Linked DNA regions of Mus musculus: region 2 is linked to region 1. The links are chromatin loops, found by intact Hi-C in ENCODE. Cell type or tissue: left cerebral cortex. All regions are shown on one strand. Links, peaks and the distances in the headings refer to the core of each region. The heading gives the core; the rest is flanking DNA. Region 1 holds the start of Dlgap2 (DLG associated protein 2). Region 2 overlaps Dlgap2 (DLG associated protein 2).

Evidence for each region. Peaks named below come from ENCODE experiments on the same cell type or tissue, not always from the same donor. Only the 100,000 strongest peaks of a DNase experiment are listed, where the experiment ranks them.
Region 2: a loop joins it to region 1, with 2.9 times the contacts of the local background. A loop is called at or near these places in 3 of 42 quality-filtered maps.

Annotation. Positions count from the first base shown.
Region 1 is chr8:14,094,427-14,102,763 of GRCm38, reverse strand. Dlgap2 (DLG associated protein 2) reads right to left here and starts at 6,889. Exons shown (of 16, transcript NM_172910.3): 1 at 6,623-6,889. In left cerebral cortex, for the core only: a CTCF peak has its summit at 4,227; DNase peaks (open chromatin) are centred at 4,769, 5,611, 5,946, 6,846 and 2 more places; H3K4me3 peaks cover 3,396 bases; H3K27ac peaks cover 3,839 bases.
Region 2 is chr8:14,255,850-14,264,186 of GRCm38, reverse strand. Dlgap2 (DLG associated protein 2) reads right to left here. Exons shown (of 16, transcript NM_172910.3): 3 at 6,161-6,215. Among named protein-coding and RNA genes, the nearest start is that of Gm26184, 13 kb to the left of the region's middle. In left cerebral cortex, for the core only: no CTCF peak of the experiment used is centred there; DNase peaks (open chromatin) are centred at 2,145, 2,696, 3,884, 5,694 and 3 more places; H3K27ac peaks cover 3,899 bases.

The DNA.
Region 1 (8,337 bases), core at 184-8,183:
TTGGTAGTTCTGTCTTTCTCATAGCTCTCCTACAGCACCAAGGACAGCAAATGGCCACCGGCACCCCAGTGTGCTTTCCATGGTCCCTGTTGAGCACAAAGCAAGAACTAAGAGGATGACCTCATCTGGCATCAGGTCTGGGAAATATGCCACAGGGAAGCAGTGTTCAACTAGGTCTGGAAAAGTATGAAAGATATCTGGAAAATAAATTAGGGGTTGGGGAACCTACCTCCATGGTGAAGAACACTTGATCTTCTTTCAGGGGACCCATGCTCAGTTCCCAGAACCCACCTGGCTGTTCACAACTGTCTACAACTCTAGGTGTTGCCAAGAATCCAGCTCCCTCTTCTGGCTCTAGGGGCATCAGACACGCACATGGCACACACATACATGCAGGTAAAACACACATAAGACACAATTTTTTTAAAAAGAAAACATTATTAAGTGTAGCGAAAATGTGGTGCTCTGTGGCCAAAGTGCAATACAAAGTTACAAGATGGAGCAGATGGGAGTGAGGGAGAGGGAACGGGGAGCTAACCTTCACAAAAGACAGAGTGTCCGACAGAGCAAAGAGCAACTCCAAGACAGAGCTGGGACAATCCTGGCCCGTGCTGAGCAGAATGCAGCTCTTGGGACCATTCGCTGATGCAAGAGATCTTCTTGGGCCCAGATAAGTGAGCAATTAAGACCGAGCACCTTTGTTCACAATGCTACCATTTTAGCAGATTTGGGGAAGACCGACATGTAAGGCATCCCACGGAGTGGAGCAGGTGCTGGCCAGGGGAGACAAACACTGAGTAAGCTTCACCAGGTAGGATGGGGGAGCAAGAAGTGGCAACAAGCCAGAGATGAGTCAGAGATAACAAAGCTACCTGGGTGAATAGTTTTTTAACCTCAGGATGGTACAGAAGGGTATCCTCTACAACCCTTCCAGCTTCTGCTTCCAGTACAGCTACTGGATAAGTTATAATTCACCTAGTTCTACAGGAGGCTTTCTGTTAGATAATTTTGCCTATCCATAGGCTAATGCCAGTGGTTTAAACACATTTAAATCAGGGGAGGCTAATCTATAACATTTGGTAAGTGTATTAGACACATATCTGGCATTTTGGTATTTTCGATTAATGAAGAGTTTTCGAGTGGTGGGCTCATTTTCATTTTAGAAGCACTTGTTAAGAAGGACCCTCTTCACATGCTGTTACCGTCAGCATGTTAAGGTCACTTGCCTTACAATAAAATGTCATGTACCAGGGTTTCAGGAACTATGGAGATGCATAAACCTCAAAGGCTTGAGTTCTTCACAGGATCTGCACCATGGCTGACATGCATCTTTGACCTTGACTGTAATACGCCTGTCAGTGATGCAAAGCCATAAAGTCCTGGCCATCTCGCTCTCCGTCTTGCCACTGAAATAAAACGTGACAAATGGACAGCTATGCATGCCCTCTTCCAGGCTATGCTTAGCCTCTGTTGTCTTTAGTTTGCATTGTAGTGTGTCATAGGCACAATCAGGAAAAATACTTCTGGATTAACACAACAGCTACTTTGTTACAGCCCCAACTCTTCCGTATGTGATCTCCTTGGGAAAGACCCTACACGACTTTTATGTATTTGTGATGTCCAACGCAACAAGTTAACCAGGTAAAGGTTTGTGTGTTTTGGGTTTTGTTGCTATGACTCCTAGGGAGCTCATAGTCAAATGTAACATTCAAAAATGTCTTTAACTTTAATGTTGCCTAGTTACTGGCCCTACCTAGTTCATTAACATTTCTTCCATGCTTTTACTGGTTAAGTTCACTTACATTTGGATGGTTTTTTTTTTTTTGAAGGATTGACAAACAAATATATAAATAAGCAAGAGTGCTACAATTCTCTCAGAAGTCAGGGTAATTTAAAACTTTCAGCTCTGGTGGCTCAAACTGGCTCTGCTTCCTCATAACTGAAAGAGTCAGGACATAATGAACATTCTACAGCATCCTTCCTACAACACTGATGCTATTGATCCACTTAAGCCATGAGGTCATCCCACCAAAGTAACATGAGATCATCCCCTTTTGGTGAAGGGTGACTAAACTGCAGCGAGGCCAACCAGATTGCCAAATGCCACTCTGTAGTGTAGGCAGATGACAGCAGACCTGAACTCAGCCATCCTTTACACCAACAGGATGAGATACCACTTGTCACCTTGTGCAGAAACAGCAGGACCAATGTCCATTAAGCACAAGAGCATATGTTTGCATATTGCCTGGCTACTCCATGGGCTCTAGGGAATAATTACATTCTTTCATTTCCAGCTGTATTCTTATGCCTATTATTTGGTCTCCCTCAGTATGCACAGCACGGGGTATCATTTTTAGACCAATGGCTAATTATATACACAAAGTTACTTTAATTTTTTTTGCTATAATTTTATTGGCAGTATGTGTCCAAACGTCTCTCCCTTTCCAGACCTAATTGGTTAGAATTTTTCTTTTTGTTCCGGTGGGAACACATAAGAAGTATACTAGGCAAAAACATCACCTCGTAATGAACAAATCTTGCTCCAAAATGAAAGTTTTCACTTGGAAGCTTCTGAATAAACGAAAACCTACTCATAAAAACACTTGACTGTCAGGAGCAGATGACCCAATCCAACAGGAGAATTTCCATCTCTGAAACAACAGGTAAAGATGGTTCTCTCAAATAGTCTTGCCCTGTCCTCCTTAGACAGGAGCAATGGACTGCAACCTTATCTTTTAGAGAGATTGCAAATTGACTACAGCAACTTCAAGCCTTCTGTCTTTTCATTCTTATTTCTGAAACATTTTTCTCAGAAGTCACATAAAAAACTTAGGTTTGAGTAGACTTCAACGTCCTTTAATGATTGAACAACCTGACAAAGTCACATATCCTGCAATGTGCCGGGCCAGTCAATCATTCGTCCCACTGCTGGAAGGAGGTGGCCCACCACAGCCACACCCTACGCATGGGAGGGATCTCTAAAAGCAGAGCTGAGTAAATTCACACAACATGATATCCTGGCAACCAATAAGGTCACTACATCTTGGGAGGTCAGGAAAGAAAGGCTGGATGATAAACTATTGGCTTTTATCACAGGAGCAGGAAAAGCTCCCTAGCAACACCAGATGCAAAAGCTTTTACGGGATCTCGCCCCTCCAGTGTCGTGGCAGACAGAGAACAACAGTTGTTCTCCTTGGCCCATAAAAAGGGACACTACTAAGACCCTAATGAACTGATGGAGAGGCCATCTCATGTTTAGAGAAAATGGAAGGATCAAGGAAAATCAGCTGGCTAATCCCCATCACCTTTGCCAAAGAGATTAAGAACTAAACATACTGTGTGCCACAGCTCTGAAGCCCTGGGAGGCAGAGCTGACCAAGGGCGGCTGTGGCTTTCACACCAGCACGGGAGCCTGCAATCCCACACCTGGTCAGAATCAGAGCCCCTGACACTTGCCTCCTGAAAACCTGGCATGCTTCTATTATGAATACCAGTGAGTGGTCATGTTCAAAATGCCCACACACAAGTACCGAGAAACAACTGAACATATTCGGTTGATGCCGGTAAAGCGTGAGTCCTCATAAGATGAAAAGCAAAGGCTAGGGAAAACTGTGGTTGGGTAAGAGCAGTTTCAACTGCATGGAATGTTTTGCCCACTAACTTCCTGTGTGGTGAATCTCTGATTCCTTTATAGCCAACATACTGCAATGCTCTAAATATGACTTCCATCTGGCCAAAATGATGAATCACAGCTATTTTTATTGTAGCCAATGCATGATCAGGGCTTATCCATTCCAAGGGTCAATAAATAATATTTAATTAACATCTTCATAAATTCTATAATCAAAGTGTATAGCATTCCACTCCTTGGGCAACTGTGATGAAGGGTTGTTTGATTTTGATTTTGTTTTTTGGTTTGTTTGTTTGGTTTGGGTTTTTTTTGCCTCAAATATAATCCTAAAGGAATATTACAGCATTAAAAGTCCTGTAACCCTTAATAAAACCCTAGAACTTTTTAGCTCCGCAGTGGATCGTGTTCTGGGTACGTGAGTCAAATTCTAAGAAGCATGTTTTTGCTTCTAATATTCATTTTGGAATTTCTATCACTGTCAAAAAGGAAGTGGACAAAAATAGGAGATGCAACAGATTGCCACAGAGGGACATACTTACGTCACTCTGGAGAAATGACAACACTGCCATTGAACCACCTGAATCAGAGGCGCCCTCGAGCGAGCGCAGCACATGAGGGATCTGCAAATGAGCTTCTTGCCTCCCGCCAGCAACGCCAACCACACAGGCTGACTTCACTATGGCTGCACAGGCAGCAAAGGGACTGGAGCTTGGCACTGCTCAGCCTGGAAGGTTTCTCTGGGGAATACAAAAGTTCCATGGGGGAGGGGCGGTAATTTTAATTATGTTCCTTTGAGTTATGTGACATAGCACTCACCATTTGGTGTATTACCCTTTGACCTAAAATACAAGGTATTCACAGGTCAGAGCAAGAGTTATGGCTCTACCTCTACTGACTTAACAGTGGAGATGATTTCAGAAGGGAATAGTGGGACATAAACAGCTCATAACAGACCATCTCAGAGAACAAAACCCATATTCACTACATCAGCCCCATGGAATGGAGAAGTGGTGTCGCTGCGGATTACTGCCCATCTTCCATTGGATTTATGTTTCTCCCAATCCAGATGTGCTCGAGCAGCGGGCTCCCTGAGGCCTGCCAGCCAGGCAGCCAGATGTGGGGCGGAAAATATTCTAATTTGTTCCCTTCTAAGTAATGAAAAAAGTCACACCATCTAAAAGGAAGTCGTATGCACAATCTACAATTACCATGGAAGCCAAATCTGTGTGAGTCACCCTACTGCCTGCACAAGACAATTTGGCTACTGGAGAATCCTGATTAATGGCATTAAACGGCATTTTTAAAACACCAGAGTAACAACCTGACCTGCCAAATTTTATTATTTTTCATCATATCACCAAATTTTTCTTGGCCTTGGCTATGTAGCACCTTCCACAGGGAATATGAAGATGAAAATCACGCTATAGTGCACTTAAAGTCTATATACTATTGGGGAGGTTGGATTAAGTAAGTCAGCTTCAGATTTGTACACAACTCTGAAGCGGTCCTGGGTTACTTTGGGCTATTCTGTGACTCCGGGTTGTTTTCTCAATACAAATGCAATTAGTTTGTGGACTGTACAATAAAAGCCTTCTGCAAAACACAGGTGACTGGGATCCAAGGTAACGGTCAGATCTCAAGGTTGTAGGCTGATGTACCCACCTGGCCACTAACAGCAATCCCAAGGCTCCGAGTCCAGACAGCTCCCTCCCGCCTCCAAGTATTAGACGCCAGGAAAAACTGGTACGCTTTAATCTCCAGCCCTGAAACGCCCACAGCTCGGACTGGCAGAGTTCATCAAGAGCGAGGGCGAATTCGCTGCCCGTTACTTTATACTCTTCATCGATACAAGCCGGCTAAGGCTGATCAGTCAGTCACGCATTTGGATTTCGACCCGGGCCGGAATCCACATCCATTTGAAAAGAAGGAAGCGACATGCGGGCGGCTGGCACCACATTCCCGAAGTGTTTTGAGTTTCGGGTGAGAAACGGCTAAGCAGCCGCGGCGCTCCCGGTTCCCTTTCACCTGCGACACTCTACGCCCGCCTAGGCACTGCCTGCTGCCCTTCCCCATCTCTTCTAACTCGGTATACAGCCCCGGCCCCTGCCTCGGGTCCCAGCGAGCATCTCCCGCCACCCAGCCGCTCCAGGAGGATGGGAGAGAAATCCCCTGCCCCGCCCGGCCCCACCTGGCCAGCGTCAAGCAGAGGAGCCGGTGCCTGCCGCCCCCCAGCCCTTCGCCGCGCAGGGCTGTAATAATTACATCCTCATTATTTCTTCTGCGATCGTTAGGGAAAGAGCCCGAGAACAGCAACAGCAGCTGCCGGGGGAGGCTTAGTTACAAAACCCTGCGCTGGGTAGCGCTTCGCTTAGCAACCACCCCTAAAAAAGCCCCCGTGCTCCCGGCTCGCACTTGGAGAGCCCAGCAGCGGCCACCCCCTCCCAAGCCCGAGGCCCAGGCCCTGCCGGGCGCGAAGGCTGTTGCAAAGGGCACAAGTGGCCCCTCCCCGCCTCCGCGACCCCAGTGCCCGTACCACCAGCTCCAAGCACCTTTCATTCATTCCCAGTCTAGGTCCGGGTGTCCACCCGGGCTTGGGGGAGGGGAAACCCAGGTCGCACCCCACTGCCCCACCAGAGTCCCTCTCTGGCCGGGGCCCCGGGCTGCACCCCCTTACCCGGCCTCGCGGAGCGGGGAATTTCACACCTCCGCCTCGCTCCTGCACCCAGGGAGCCCGTGTGCCAGCAATCCTGCCGCGGGGCGCTGCAGCCCGGAAGGACCCCAGCGGCGGACCCCGGAGCACCAGCCGTCCCTGGGGTTATTCTCACGCTCCCGGATCGGGTCCCCGGGAGCCTCTTATCCCCAACGCAGCCACTCAGGCAGGGCCCTCGCCGGTCCGGCTCGCAGCACCGCCCCCTCCCTGCCCCGACGGCACTCGCCACTTAGCGCCCAGGTCCCCGCATCCCGGTCCCCGCGGCCCCGCGCGTCTCGCACCTTCCTCAGAGCAGACATCCTTGGGCTTTCCTAGTTCAGTGGGTGCAGAGCGACATGGCAAGGTGGCCACCCCTCAGGCCAGGCGGTGCGCACAGCACTGCCGCCAGCTCCCAAGCTCGAGAATCCTTGGGTCCGTGCGTCGATCCGCAGTCTGTCTGTCCCCCGCTGCCGCTACCGCTTATCGCCTCCACCACCGCCACCGCCAGCGCCACCACCGCCGCCGCGCGCTCCGACCCCGTTCGAGCCCGGCGCACGGTCGGTCCTCACGGCCGGCGCCTGCGCACTCGGCGCCCGGGGAGGCACCGGCGCACTGGGGGGCGGCCGGTGCGTGGCTCCATCTGAGGAAGGGCCCAGCGCCACGCGCCTAGGGGGAGCGCTCAGGCCGCGGTGCCGCTGCCAATGGCAAGCCTGGCCCAGAGGTCGCATGGCGCTCACGGCCCGGGAGCCCGCGCACAGCGGATCCCAACTGTTGCGCGCAGAGCGTTGGGTCACTCCAGGACAGTGATGGTTCCCGGAGGGGGAGCGGAGAGGTCCCACACCGCGTGTGCTCCGTGTGTTTGTAGGTCAGCGTGGGAACCCACAAGCAAGCCAATGCGCCTGGGAAGGGCCAGCTCAATGTGAACCGAGATGTGGGATCTGCAGACGCATCGGCACCCTGAACTCTGCACGGTGAAAGCCTATTGGGCTCCCAGGTCATAGAGAGGGAGCGATGGAAGATAGGAGCTCTCAGCACTGGCCACTAAGAGAGCACAGTGCTGCTCTGGGTGCTGTGAAATAAGACCACTGTTTCCACCTGTTACCTCCCAGCTCTGGTAAACTGCTGCTTCTGGGCTCACAGGAATCCCCAGCACCTTGAACAGCAATCTTTAGTCATAAACCTGGTCCAGATAGAGGGCTGAGATGGTGTCGGCCCTTGTTTGCTGCTGCACTCGGAAGCAAAGAAAAAAAACTATCTTTTTTTTTTTCCTCAGCGAAATCAGAAACACAACAAAAAACAGTCTGGCAAATTCAGCAAAATTAGCCATATTTTGATGAAACCTAATTAGATTCGTGGGGATACCCTTTTTAGATCCACTGAACAGTCAAGAAAAGTTTCTGTGGCCTAGAGTAAAAGGTGCTGACAACTAAAGACATAGTTTGGCACCGGGCTCTGGGGATACTCACTACACCTGCTTAACCTTGGGCCGGTCTCTAGGCTCCGTGTAAATATAATAGGGGGCTTTCGTCTCCGTTGTCAAGAAGTTTAAATGTGACCAAAACTTAATCAATAAGGTGACTATTTACAGAAAGGTGAATGGGTGTCGAATAGAGGAGAGACAGGTGAACAGCCCTGTATTTCCCTAAATCCCAAGATCTTTTCCATAAAAACAGCCTCCATAAGATGTTTTTTCCTATGATCAATCAACTGCAGTGCACTTTCAGAGCAAAATACTAAGGTGTGTGAAAGATACACAAATGGATCAAAGGTATCTGATGTGACTTTTTTCTAGTGTTTGTAGCACACTCCATTTGGATTCCACTATCGAAAGAGAGAGAGAGAGAGAGAGAGAGAGAGAGAGAGAGAGAGAGAGAGAGGAAGGAAGGAAGGAAGGAAGGAAGGAAGGAAGGAAGGAAGGAAGGAAGGAAGGTGGGTTTCCAGACCTCGAATAAAAAATCTAGACTGCACATCAAGTTGAAGATTCTAATATCCACTTTTCTCCTCCTCTCCACGGTGC
Region 2 (8,337 bases), core at 114-8,113, 160 kb before region 1:
TCAAGGCCTTTAACTATGCGTGTTCCATGAGTTCTCTGGAGAGACTTGGTGCCAAGAGTCTGACCAACCTCTAGCATTCAATCATTATTATATTGCACTAACCAATCGAGGGAACTTGTTTTGAGCGTGCACTGGATCAATTCAGGATGTGGAAGCCATGCCAGAGTCACAGTATCATAACAATCAGGGACGTCCTAACCCTTCCCACCCACCCCATCCTGGGCCCACACACTCCTCTCTGTTCCATATCCACTCTCCATGCTCAGTCGCACCTTTAGAAATCATGCCCATATGCAAACCTCCCAATTCTTAGCAGTAGCTAAGTAGTTGGAGATGTAAGCCATTATCCAGTTCCAGTGGCCCACACTGGAACACGTGTGGATGCATAGTTCCTTCTCTCTTACTTGAGTTACAAGCTAGAAGCTGTAGGCTTTGAAAGCCTATGAGCATCCTTACATCTCCTCCCAGCCTTTGCTCTGCCACAAGTCCTGCAGGGAAGGCCTTTCCTGTTCCTGATAAGAAACATGGCTAAGTCCTGGGTTGGGCCACCTGAAGCACCTTGTGTAAACCAGCTCCTGGTGGCTTCGTAGAACCCAATGAAGAGGAGGGTGAGAACTGCTAGGCTGCCATTTTATCTCCACTCCTCAGGAGATCAGCATTTTGTTTCATAGTAATAAGAGGAGGTAGTCTAAGGCTATCCCCTCACCTTTGGTAACTTAGACCTTAGACTATGCTTGCTGATTGGCCAGCACACTGGTATCAACCTTCATTTTTTGCCATAAGTTTCATATACAGGTGAATGCACATGACCTTGACTTAACGCCAACACAAATTTAAGGTAGCTTATAAACGAATGGGTAGGAAAAGAATGGCAGAAAGGAGAAAGGAATAGGGAGTGTTCAGTGAGGCAAAGCCATGGTTAATGTACCAAGAGGTAGAGAGCACTAGGCAATGTAGAGCAAAGTAGACAGGAACAAACTACGGAAGGGTGTGTAGGGTGTCTTTACTGTTTATCTCGAAATGAGGTGTGCATCAGCCACATAGCACCAGATGCTACTGGGGTGGGGGTGGGCTATGCAATGCTGTCCTGAGATACTCCTTAGCCTTCTTGCTGGAGCAGGGAGCATCCTAAGATACTCCTAAGGTAGCATGGATGTTAGAAGTCCTACAACAGCATGCATGGAAACAGGGATAGGACTTCTGAAGGAAACCTGTCCTCTCCACAGTGCTCCACCGCAGACCAGATTTCAGAGCATCCACCTACAGTATTACCACTAACAAACGTCTTGCCTGTATGCCTTTTTTTTCCTAAAGAGCTTATAAAATAAAAAACTCTAGAGCACCATGAATTGGGGGGGGGGCACTTCTTCTCTTGATTATCTGGAGCGCATTCTGGGATTTTAGGCAAACACACAGTGCTAAGGTTAGCATACAGCCACTCAGGCTTGGAAAGGATGACACAGGGTAAGAATCATCCCTCACGTTCCCAAATAGGAGACTGTAGTCAGAAGTTGAGAGCCTCTTCAAGAAGTTAATTTGACTACTCCCAGCCACAGAGAGCTGTGGTGGCCTCTACAGGGTGCTCCGGTGAACTTGTGAGATATTATTAAGGGACACTGTTCAAACTACAGGGTGAGTCTGAAATCTCTCAGAGAAAAATCAAGAGCATTGGCCATAGTCCTCATGGCCTCTTGTCTATGTACCACTCTCACCAGTGAGAAACCGAAGCGAAGCGCACCCAGGTCTGTGGGAGTCGATAGCTCAGGCTCCATACATAAGGGCTGGGAATAAGCACAGTTCATTCTTGGCTGTATCTCTACTGGGGTGCACCATTTTCTATTTTAGTGAATAACTGCCGTCTAAGATACAATGAGACCTATAGGTGAAGAAAAAACACACTGAATAAAGCTATTTTAGTCCTAAAACTATTGATCTATAAACTTACATCCTGGCAGTAGTTTTGAAACACCACCAATTTTGTAATAAACCCTTCTCGGTTTATGAAATTAAGCCCTTTGATGCGCGAGAGGCTTCTCTTCTATCTTTGGTTGGTGGGCCGGGGGAGAGAGCACAGAAAACAAGCATTCTGCTCACTCAACGACGGCACTGAGTGTTAGGAGACAGAGAAAGCAAATCTCCGCAGCTCGCAGCATTTACTTTCTCCATTTAGCTCGGGGCCTGTTATTCTTAGTTTATGAATCATATCATATGGCATTCCATTTGCACAACCTCAATTCTTTTTTGAAAGGGAAAAAAAAGGTAGTATAAATAATTGCAGTAACTGGGTAAAAGAGCTCACTTGAAGCATTTGGCCTCTCAGAGAATAAACCATCAACCCATAATATTAAAATGGCATCATTTGGCACCATGCATGGTAGTCCAGGAGCTCCACATTTACCCAGGTTCCCCCACAACAGCATCACCATCCCTCATCCACATGAGTCTGCCCTGCACTTTGTCAGAGTCACGCACAGACAGGAAGGATGTCCCGAGGTTACTGTAGCATCGCAGACCAATGCAGTGTGAGATGCTGAGTGAGTTACAGAACAATGTTCCACAGCTATGTAGAGGAGAAAGCCAGGAAGTGGGGTCTGTGTCCTATCATCTTAAGAGGGCAGTGTCTTTCCTTCACAGGCAATAGCCAAAGGTAGTACCAAAGCTCTAAACCAAAGGTACTGCAGGGCCACCATGCAGTCTCTTCTCTGCCACACCAGGAAACAGTATTCCCACCATATGTGTATAAACCAAGTGCCCTGTCTCTGGCACCAATCACTTTGAGTCATGCCCCTGCAGACGGGCCATAGAAAAAGAACAAACTGACACATTGGTTTCCCCATATGTGTTCTCTGTGAAATTACAAGATATTGAAAAACCTTTGGCTCATGAGAAACCCAGTAGATGTAAAAGTACCACCCTTTCTTGTCATTTCAACAGAGATGTGTGTCCCCTCTGTTTTCTGAACTAAATTTGTAAGCTGGCCAGCAGTCAGTCTAGTTTCAACAACCCCCCTGCTCCTTGTACACACACACACACACACACACACACACACACACATATATAATATATACACACACACATATATATATATATTCTTCATATAAAAACCAGATCTGTCCAACATATGTGAATATTGTAAAATTAGGGATCCTATTTCAAACATTAGGTTTTAATCCAAGATTCTATTCAGCCCAAATACACTAAGAAATTTACACCACATGAAGACCATGTTTAACCACAGTCAGTACCCAGGGAAGGCTGCACAGAAGACGGTCAAAAGTCTCTACCTGCCCAAAGGACTGATCAGAGTACAGGCCCCTCCCAATTCTCTTCCCAGGACCTTTGCAGCAGAACTGGGAATGGGCCATGGTGGGAGAATTGGCAACATGGAAACTGGCAAACACTAGGGGCTTGGGTTCCCACCTCCCCAGCGTCACCCTGCTGAGGAAAGGTGTGTGCGTAGCAGTTCTCACTGGTAGTCAGGCAACCTTGGAGACAGATATGCTCAGGTATTTCGAGAATGCCATCTTGAGCTGGCAAAGAAGCAAGAATCACAGCCGCACACATCAAGATCATTAAGCTCTTTCTATTCAACTTCCCTGAAGAACATGTTTCACGATCACCTTTCTGTGACTTTGGAATGAAAGATAGCCCAAAGTCAAATCTCCCAGCATACTTAGTCTGCATACAGCCTGTCACTTTGTTGTTGTCATCAAGGCCTGTGGGGAATGAATGTTTTTGCCATTCTGTGAGATGAATTTGTTCCCAAAATGTCTTCATTCTTGGTGGCAGAACAGGCTGTCTTCTGAAGGACGCAGACAAACACCCTGAGGCAGCCAATCCCAGAGGCAAGGGAAAGCCTGCTCCTAGCGCCCCACACTCTGCTATCCCACAACCTGTGTGACCACGCTGAGACAAACTGCTAACAAACACGTTCAGAGCCCAGATGTAAGAACCAAATAGCTGCCAACAGTTGCACGGTCTGTCACACTAAAAGGGAAATACACTCAATCAGTTGCCACTAATACCTTGCTCTAATCTTCTTACACACAAATCTTACGAAGCAGGAAGAACAGGAGAAAACTCAATAGTTTATACTGTGTCCTGCATTTTATACAGAAACCAAAGTTCCCACGCCCCAGAAGATAAGGGTGGAAAGTGTTCAAGCTATACAAGAGGTAATCATGTCTTAGAGTGGGAAACCTGTGCTGCCTAGAACCCTGTAAAGACAGGTTAGCTTTTATCTTGGAGATCGCCAGCTATAATCAAAAGATGAAGGTGAGGAAGTTGCTGTTTGAAAAGTTTACAAATTCACCCGGGGGTCAGCACGCCCTGTGGTCCATCAGCCACCTATGTATGAATCACCACTTTGAATAGAGGTGCACAGGAACCAACCCTGAGACAAGGGTATGTGACAAGGGTAATTAATATCCCAAAAGCTGACGCCAGTGCACATAGCTGTTGGCTGGGTTAATAAGGTACACAGATGTCTGTGTCTCAATCCAAAGGCAAGAAATGGGTCACGCTATTAAAGGTCACTGACATCAGAAAAGGAAAGGATCTGAAAGTAAACGCTGAATTCAACCCAGAACTACGAACACCCTGAGAACTATCCCACCAAGCCGCACCTCAGTTACAGTGTGGACTTACACTGCAGTCCCCGTGTGCTTCGTAAAGCCGGTGTGCCCGTGGGTTTCTTCACAAAACAACAAAGGCAAAAACACATGCTCAGCATGTGCCTTCATTCTCTTATGAACAAATTCCAAAACCGGGTAGTATAGAGAAACATCATTAATTAATTAATTAATCCATCTTTTTAGCTCATTCACCAAAATTATCACATGCAATTAAATTAGGGCAAAAGAATTTTATCTTTTATTTCAAAACCAGCCATGTTTAATTCAGAAAGACTGAACTCAGTGAAGGCAGCCTTCCTGGGTCTAGGCACCAACAAACAGCACTCTTAGAAAATGAAAATAAATTATCTTGAGGTGGCAACATCTCCCAAACTCACTTGAAGCTTTGCATACAGCAAAGTGTCTCAAAATACTAAAAACTCATTTTATTTAAATTTTTTAATTTTTTAAATTTTTTGTTTGTTTTTCCAGTAAAAACTCATTTTAGTCCTGAAAGTCCACGGGTAACTTCATTTACCAGAGCTTAGCTTGTTTTCACTGCCTTGATGGCATATGGGAAATGGCCCAAACAACTTGACCCCCGCTCCTCACACATCACCGTATTTCTTCACAGCATGCATCCAGCATCTTCACTATTACCCAAGACTGTCAGAAAACACAGGCTTAAACAATATGTAACTGTGTTACATCTATGTTTCTCTATAAATACAGTAAACAAGATACAACTGCTTCAATAAAAAGAAACAAACTCTTTGAAAAGGATGGCATCAGTAACAATATATCCACAATTCTTACTTTAAAAGATGTAAATTTGTTTCCCCCAAACCTCGGAATATGCAACATAAGCCTTCCGGCCCTTAGAGACCATGCCTGTTTATATGCATAACATGGCAGTGAAAATATCACCAGAGCAAGTGCCTGAGTGTCATCCCAGAAGACAGAGAATCCGAAAACCTCCGTTTCATACCCAACAAAAATACCCCGGCACGTGCACCTGTACTTGAGGAGACAGTCGATTTTAGGAATCTGCGAGCTCTGCAAAGCCCTTTGCAAGAAGCAGCTGCATCCACTATCCGCGCCTCGGAGTCTGAGACTTTTCATTTTGATGAAAATAACTTCAATGACAGGCTGTCTGCATGGAATAATCAAGATCTACAGAGCTACAGAAAACACACCTCACAGTCTCCTCTTTAATGATAAACCAAGTCCCATAATGGCTTTTAGACCTTCTTTCTCTCCACCACTTTCCTTAGAAACAATGCAGAGCACTTACGCTCTACCCACAGTATCCATCCACGATGCAAAGCTACAGCACAATACAAGTATGCACCACAAGATTCCTATTCCATCAGAGGAGGAGGAGGAGGAGGAGGAGGAGGAGGAGGAGGAGGAGGAGGAGGAGGAGGAGGAGGAGGAGGAGGAGGAGGAGGAAAGTGCAAAAAGCCTGCAAAACATCTAAATCTGGCATCTCGTTTGGTCACTGACATACAACCCGTGGTCTCCGATCCGATCAGGAAGAGTCCTACCTGTGTTCCTGTCTGGTAAGATGCAGCAATGCTTCTGCAGGATGCCGGGCAGAACCTGTTTCAAAACACATAAATAAAAGGCACTTGGTTATTATTCAGGCAGAGGTAAAGCACTTCGTTAGCTACTCTAAGGGACTTTCTAATAAGATCATTTGGTATGGCGCAAAAGTCGCTGCACCCGAGACGGACTCAATGATCAACCCATATGGGAAAAGCTGATAACATGCATCTTTCATCAAAAAGGTTAATCAAGTAAGTGTGCTGATTGCATATGGTTCTCCTGGGATGTGGCTGCCACTGAGTAATAATACACACCCTAATAGGCCCTAAGAGATCTGGAACATGGCTCTGAAGGGTCTGCTGTGTGCAGGGAAATGGGCACACCAATTTTCCAGGTGGCTTTTAAAAGATTAGGTGTAATTAGAGCCTGACAATGGAGTCTTGCTGGGACACTCTGCTGGATTTTCACTGAGGACCTAACCTCAGTGGCTGTCATCCCTCATTCAGAAAACTTGTGGGGAAATATAAAGCAAAAAGCTCTGTTAGGAGTCTAAGCTTGGAAACAAAAGGTGAAGGAAGGGTCTCATTTGATTTGAGGGAGAAAACAATAGAAATTGCTTTTGTCAAGAAAATCCTACAATGTAAAGCTTTCGCAGAGCACAGGCCGGAACGAGTCTGCAACAGGAGATTCTCAGCAAAAAAATTATGGCCATGCCTCCTAAGCCACTGAGAGAAAAACTGAACTCTCACATGCTCCACAAGACCAGGCATGACAGCCCTCGGTCAGCAGTGGCAGCTGTCCAGAGATTTCAGCCAGGACGGTAGTATGACATGAGAGTAATGGATTTCATACGACTGACAGCCGTGTCCCAGGGAGACATCAGGAATGCTACTTCCTCCACTCCCTGAGAACACCTTGTGTGCAGTAAAGAATGCTTTTTTATCCTAAATATAATCGGCTGTACAGAACAGCATAAATAACTTCTGAAGGTGGATAAAATCTACTTATACAAAACATCAAATAAAATAAAGCAATAAGCAGATCTGTATCTAGTAAATGCTACGGAAAACGTGGGATTAGAGTTCAAAAGCATATCTGATTTTTGCCCAGTTAACTGCTGCATTGGGACACAAACCATAGCTTATGAAAAGCTCATCCGATTAATCTCCAAGAGCATGGCAAGAACCACAGTGTCAGCTCTAGCCAGTGATCCAGAGCCTATGGTGTTGATGGTCTCCATCAACCAGGACTGTCCCCTGGGTTTATGGCTGACTCTTCCTCAAGAGCAGCCCTAAGCCTTCAAGGCTTAGAGTGCAGGAACACAGAGTAATTCTTCTGCTGAGTATGGCCCTCTCAAGGAGGAAACAGACATAAACCCAGTCATTACACCAATGAGGTCTCTCCACAGTTGGCTCTGTCTCTCTGTGTCGGTATCATCAGAATTACTACAATGTCACCTTTCCCCTGGGTCTTGAACTGAGAGACCTATGCTTCAGCCAGGTCCTAAAGGCCATGCTGTATATAGAAATGTCTAACCTGAGGGCCACTATGTTGAGGAATAGTCATGGCCATTTATTGACATGTGACCTTAGAGACTGATCAATGATTCCCAGGGCCAGCCACTCTGAGTCAAGGTCTCTGGGTCAAGCCATGTGGACACCTGGCTCTGGAGCACTGATAACTTCACACTCAAGCTTCCTGCTTCCCCCTCAGAGCTTTCCCAGGCTGCTGCTACCCCCCAAAAGCCGCCAGCATAATCTAGAGATCTCACTTTTGATCTCTTTGAAGCAATATTCCCTTCCTGACACAGCCTCAATTTTTTCTTTTCTTTTTATTTTTTTACCATGCCACGCAGCTTTCATTTGACCACAAACAGGAAAATATAAGGAGCCTGAAGAAGTCATAAACAGTCCATGGTAGAATTCACCTTGACTTTCCCAAAGGCGGACGATTTGTGTTCAAAAATGGCGCCTATATCTAATCTTGACAGTCTCCTCCCTGCCTCCGTCCTGGATAAGACACCTGCACTAAATCTAGGGACAGCCGCAGACTCCCAAATGCCAGGCACACATCACTCCCTCGCAGCCAGCTTAAGGGAACATCCAGGCAGGGCTGTAATGGGTTTCTTTCCTTCTCTCTGAAGGATTTACAGAAGGCAGCCAAAGGAGAATGAAAT